Linked DNA regions of Homo sapiens: region 2 is linked to region 1. A link is an interaction called in ENCODE POLR2A ChIA-PET data of the cell type or tissue named here. Cell type or tissue: GM12878. All regions are shown on one strand. Each heading gives the region's core, and the rest is flanking DNA. Links, peaks and the distances in the headings are about the cores only.

Region 1 (2,917 bases), core at 171-2,670:
CCACCCATTGAAATTATTGGAGGTTGAATAATATTTTAATATCCGGTGGACAAGTTCCCCTTTGTTATTCATCTGCTTCAAACATTTCTTGGCTACACTTACCTTTTCTTGCTGAGAGAGTTTCTGTGCTATTTAGATTTTTTTAATCAACGTTTTGATTAAAAAAAAAAAAAAGCCACACGTATTTTGCTTATTCGTCCATTTTTATGCCCAGAACCTTGAGCTAATCCAACACCTTTTGTTTGTTTTGGTTCTTACCCTCTCTGGGCTGAAGATGGGGAATAGTTTTGTTCTTTTTTTATGTTGTCAGAAGAAAGAGGTGGATGGTTTCCCTTCTTTGCGCCAAGATTGAACAAGGGCACCATTACAGATTAGCATCAGTCTGTAGGGGACTGTGGGAAGAAAGTTTGAGAAGCATTACCTAGAGATATAGGAATCTGATTTCAGGATACTATTATCAGTGAATGATCTCTTCCTAATGCCTTAAATGAAGACGGACTGTTCCTCTACCAACCTTAATGAGATCCTCCTATCTTATAAATCTGAATTCATTTCCTTATTTCTTGAGCTAAGTAAACCATGTTTATCTTGAAACAGTTCAGAGCAGTCCTCACTTTCTTAGATAGAATTCAACTTGGCAAACATTTATACAGAAGGCTTTTCCATGTAAAATCCAAATAATCAACCTGTAAGTGAACTTTTGGAGCACCAAGTCATTTCAGATCGTGAATTTCCTGTAGGAGACTAGGGAACCATGTGGCTCTGAAAATGAGTGTAGTTTTTTATGTCAGGTTCAAGATCTTGAAGCGCTCAAACAATATTCCAGGGATTTCCAGGGATGGCTGTGGCTGTCAATAGCGGATTGATTCCAGGGATAGATGTGGCTGTCAATAGCGGATTGTGCGTGACTGTTTCCATTGCACCGGCAGCTTCACGTTCCCCTGTCTGTTAACTAAGCTGCTCTTTATTAACAGTAGATTCCAAATACAGGGCCCTAGTCTCTGCAGAGTTCATTGTCTCAGAAGGAAACGAGCGATGGTATTGGTTGATGAGGGCTGTCAGGGTGCGTGAACTAATCACTGTGGGGGAGCAGAAGAAAGAGGCTTACACCCAGTGGGTGATGGATCAAGAAATGTCTCACCCACACTCCCACCCTTTTTTTACCCACTAGCTGAGTCTTGGAAGATGAAGAGGTGTTTTTGAGGCAGAGACAACTACAGGTTTCCTACAACATGAAATGGCAGGAGTTAGTGAAGGAGCGATGGGAAAGGCCAGCTCTTTGGGGCTAGGTGTAGGCTGTGGGTGGTAGAGTGGTGGGCAGGGACATGGAGGGAAGGTCTGCGTGCCAGGCTTTGTGTGGTTGCTGTCCAGAGCTATTGGTGACATTTCGGCAGGACAGTAGCCTGATGGGATGTGTGTTTTGGAAGATCAGCCCAGCGGTGTTGCTGCTGCAGAGGGTGGCTAGAGTTGGTCAAGTACCGGTACCTAGCTAGAGCTGGACAGGACCGGTACCTGTTGAGGGACGCTTGGGTAGCATTTATCAAGAAGTCTAAAATGCAGCTCTCTTGAGGTCTGGCAATTGCTCTAGAATTTTTTCCAAAGGAATTTTAAAGGTGTGCTTAAATGTGTACATATGAAGTGGAAATTTCAGGTATTTTAGGTGTCCTGCTTTAGGAGATAAGGACCAAAATTGACTTAACTGATTCATCCATACTGTGGTCTGCATCTCTAACAAGTAAAAATGGTGTGGCTGAAATACTTTTATTGACATGAGGAGAGGTTCAGAATATACTTAAGTGAAAGTAAACTGTAAAACAGTATGGCCAGTACAAAGCCCTTCTGTGTTTAAAGTAAAACAAAAGTGTATGTTTGTGTAGCATAGAAAAGGAAACATCAAAGGATGTACTCACTGTGATGCCAAGTGATCTTTTATATTCTTCTTAGCTCTTTTCTATATATTCTGGTTTTTCTACAGTAAGCAGTTATTTTGTAATAAAGCTACAGTAAAACCACAAAAAGATGTCAGCTCTAAGAGAAACTGCATTCCATTTTGAGCACGTTAGGCTGCTGGTGTGGAGGTCCGCTAGGCACAGAGCTGCAGCCCGTTCTCGTTTCAGTCAGTTACCATTAATTCTGTCCTGAAGTGACAGAATTAGCTTAGCACACATTTACTTGGTTAGTGTCACAACCGTTTTCCTCAGTTACTGTAACTTCACGCTTCCAGGTGACATTGGGGAGGATCTGGTGGCAGCATTTTCAGTGCAGGGGCCTCAGCTTTTGTATCTTAATGTAAATACTCAGTGCTTCCACCTGTTGTTGAGGCCTTTTTGGCTTCTGGTTCCGGATGGCATTGGGTGAACAAGAAAACCTAGCTACAGTTTACAAGCATAAAAGCTGTCCATCTTCTCACCTGAATTCAGTGTCATCTCTGAAGCATTTATAGCTGCAGCATTTTTTCTGTAGACAAATACATTTTCTGGATGATTACAAATAAGGTCCAGTCTGCTCTGATGTGGTGTCAAGTTGATGCCTGTAAACCAAAAGCCTGAGGATTATTGACTGTAGGTGTTGAGGCCATTGAAATTGTGGTTTTCTAGGTGGACCATAGGCGCAAAGACTGTTACACTTTGCTCGGCGTGTTTGGTAACTGATGGCAGTGTCTGCAGGTAATTGGGCACAATTTAGAGGCGCACACGGATCCAGACACAGAATGTGGCCTCAGAAGCTAACACTGGAATCAAGTTGTCTGGCCTTCAGTTAAATCCAGCCCAAGCACTGCAAAGTTGTCCTTGACCGGCAGGTTTTGTCCAGGTTTTCAAGTCGCCAAGCCATGCATGCTGGGAGTGGGTCTGAAAGTGGTTGAAGTGTGTGTAAGGCTGGTCTCCTTATCCACGATGACTGTTTGTTCAGCCTTAGC
Region 2 (2,917 bases), core at 197-2,696, 89 kb after region 1:
GGGCCTCAGCCTGAGCCCTCGCAGCGCCAGGCACTGGGCCACACTTGGCGCTGGGGAGTCCCCGTGCCTGAGCCCTTGCTGCACCAGGCTCTGGGCCATACTTGGTGCTGATGCTAAGGAGTCCCCACGCCTCTGGGGACCTGGGGGGCTAGCACCCCTCATTTCACCCCGGTTACCCACATGCCTGGCTCCCTCCAGTGCTGCCCCCTCCTGAGCACCTTCCTTGTGCTTGGAGCTGGGGAACAAAGATGGATAAGACCAAGCTGCTGCCCCCAGGACTCCTGGTCTCATGGGAAACCCAGAACTGTATCAGATGCCAGCACAGCATTGGAGGTGATCTCAGGATGCTGGGGGAACCCCGTGGAGAAGCAGAAAATAAAATGCTCCCTTCTCCTCCAAGCAAGGAATGGCTTCAGAAAAAATACTTACGACACCATGCTAAGGTGGTGTTGACATCTATGATTCTCTACACGGTCTGCATGGAACCCGTGGCTGCGGTTGAGTGCCTTTGGGAAAGGAACTGGGCCATGGATGGGAGAGACTGACTTTTTGGTGTAAATCCTTTTATGTGGTTTGCTTTAAAAGACAAACAAACAAACAAAAACAAAACAAAAACCAGGCTGGGCGCGGTGGCTCACGCCTGTAATCCCAGCACTTTGGGAAGCTGAGGCGGATGGATCACGAGGTCAGGAGATCGAGACTATCCTGGCTAACATGGTGAAACCCTGTATCTATTAAAAATACAAAAACTTAGCCGGGCGTGGTGGCGGGCACCTGTAGTCCCAGCTACTCGGGAGGCTGAGGCAGGAGAATCGTTTGAACCCAAGAGGCGGAGGTTGCAGTGAGCTGAGATCACGCCACTGCACTCCAGCCTGGGAGACAGAGTGAGACTCCGTCTCAAAAAAGAAAAACAAACAAACAAAGAACAATGGTAAGATTTAAATTTATCGAAAGTTGTTATTGAGAGCAATCCTCGTTTGGTAACCTGTACAGCTGTGCACAGGCCGTGACAAACACTTCTTCACCAGCTCACCTGCAGAGCACGCCGAGCCACCCCCGACGGTCCGTGGGTTTACTCCTAAGCTTGCTCTTGCCCGTTGCACTTGCTATAATAGTGATGTCATCTAATTAAATTTAGTGTAAACCAATGAGATATGAGGGTAATAAGAATGAATTGGTGTTTCTAAGACATATAAGTGAATGCCTTGGAAACCTTTCTCAAGCTGAGTCATTTTACAAAAATCATTGTCAGATCAGATGGCGGCAAGACAGCTGTGCAAGTCCGGGGAAGCCCAGTCCCAGGGGAGCCTCAGGTTGCTCGCGTCACACGAGTCTTTAAATTCTGGTTCCGCCTTAAAGAGAAGCAAGCTGGAAGTCGTGAATAGACATTACGGAAATGATTTATGCAAAAATGCTGATGTGGAGTCCCGCGGAGTGGCTCCTTCCCAGCATTCCTGGGCCTCAAACCTACCTCCACGTGTAGGCACTAAGTGTGTTTCCAGTTAAAAGCTTTACACTATCAGAGGTTTTATTTTACGATGCCCACTTTAACTGTCTTTTCCAGTGAACCCACCTGCTGTTGGCCAGAGGTTTTGACCACAGATATGTGAGCGTCTAATAGTGGCCACATGTCCTTTCTTCTTAGGGAGACTCCCAAGAAATTCCCCGGTTTGTTGGTTCTGGTACCCTCAATTAGGGGCAAGGTCTTGCCTTTACCCCAGCCCCCTCCAGGTGTCCAAGACTGTCGGGCAGTGGGTAGTCTGCAGGCCCAGGTCACTGGAGAATCCACCCGTGGCCCTGCCAGGTCCCCCACCCACCTCCATGCTGCTCACCTGATGACTGACTCCGGCTCCCACCTCCTCCCCCCTGCTGATTTCCACCCTCCCTTCTCCCCTTTGTCTCACCTGGCCCCGCAAACACATATTCACATTATTCTATTTCTTGGTCTTGCACCTTCTTCAAGACTTTATTGTGAGGTAAGAGGAAAACAGTGGTCAGGCACTGGGACGTGTCAGAGGGGAGGAAAGTCCACAGAAACACATTTAAAAAGCCCAGCTTTGTTGTTGTTGTTGTTGGTTTTAGACAAGGTCTCGCTCTGTCGCCCAGGCTGGAGTGCAGTGGCGTGATCTGTGTTCACTGCAACCTCCGCCTCCCGGGTTCAAAAGATTCTCCTGCCTCAGCTTCCCAAGTAGCTGGGATTACGGGCATGTGCCACCATGCCAGACTAATTTTTGTATTTTTAGTCGAGACAGGGTTTCGCCATGTTGGCCAGGCCTGGTCTTGAACTCCTGACCTCATGATCCACCCACCTTGGCCTCCCAAAGTGCTGGGATTGCAGGCGTGAGCCACCGCGCCCAGCCAAAAAACCCAGCTTTGATGGAAGAACAAGCAAAATGCAGTGATACATATAACGCAATAGTATTCAGCCTTACACGGGAAGGAGATTCTGACGCGCGCTACCACGTGAACGGACCTGGAGGACGTTGTGCTGAGGGAGAAAAGCCAGGCGTGAAGGACAAATAGTGTGTGACTCCACTGGAGTAGTCGGAGTCCCAGAGACAGATGTAGAGTGGAGGCTGCCCGGGGCTGGGGGAGGCGTGGGGCTTTGGTGTTTGACGGGCCCGGGGTTTCAGCTGGGTGAGATGAAAGGGCTCTGTCCGGAATGCTGCTGGTGACGGTAGCACAACAGCCTGCGTGGACTTCAAGGCCACGGCTCCGCACAGCTGAAGAAGTAGTTACGGTGATACATTCTGTGCTCTGTATCTCTCATCACAGAAACAAAAACAAAACACAAACCCCCATAAAGAACCTCAGCAACAGGCCGGGCGCAATGGCTCACACCTGTAATCCGAGCACTTCGGCAGGCCGAGGCCCGAGGATCACTTGAGGTCAGGAGTTTGAGACCAGACTGGCCAAC

Evidence for each region. Peaks named below come from ENCODE experiments on the same cell type or tissue, not always from the same donor. Only the 100,000 strongest peaks of a DNase experiment are listed, where the experiment ranks them.
Region 2: POLR2A ChIA-PET joins it to region 1 with 5 read pairs; 12 of 35 experiments call an interaction of 5 or more read pairs at or near these places.

Annotation. Positions count from the first base shown.
Region 1 is chr15:101,243,614-101,246,530 of GRCh38, reverse strand. The region is part of intron 1 of CHSY1 (chondroitin sulfate synthase 1); the gene reads left to right. Among named protein-coding and RNA genes, the nearest start is that of CHSY1, 7.0 kb to the left of the region's middle. In GM12878, for the core only: no CTCF peak of the experiment used is centred there; no DNase peak of the experiment used is centred there; H3K4me3 peaks cover 1,897 bases; H3K27ac peaks cover 323 bases.
Region 2 is chr15:101,155,121-101,158,037 of GRCh38, reverse strand. No RefSeq gene overlaps it. Among named protein-coding and RNA genes, the nearest start is that of LRRK1-AS1, 4.7 kb to the right of the region's middle. RefSeq lists an enhancer at 812-911. In GM12878, for the core only: no CTCF peak of the experiment used is centred there; a DNase peak (open chromatin) is centred at 1,277; H3K27ac peaks cover 323 bases.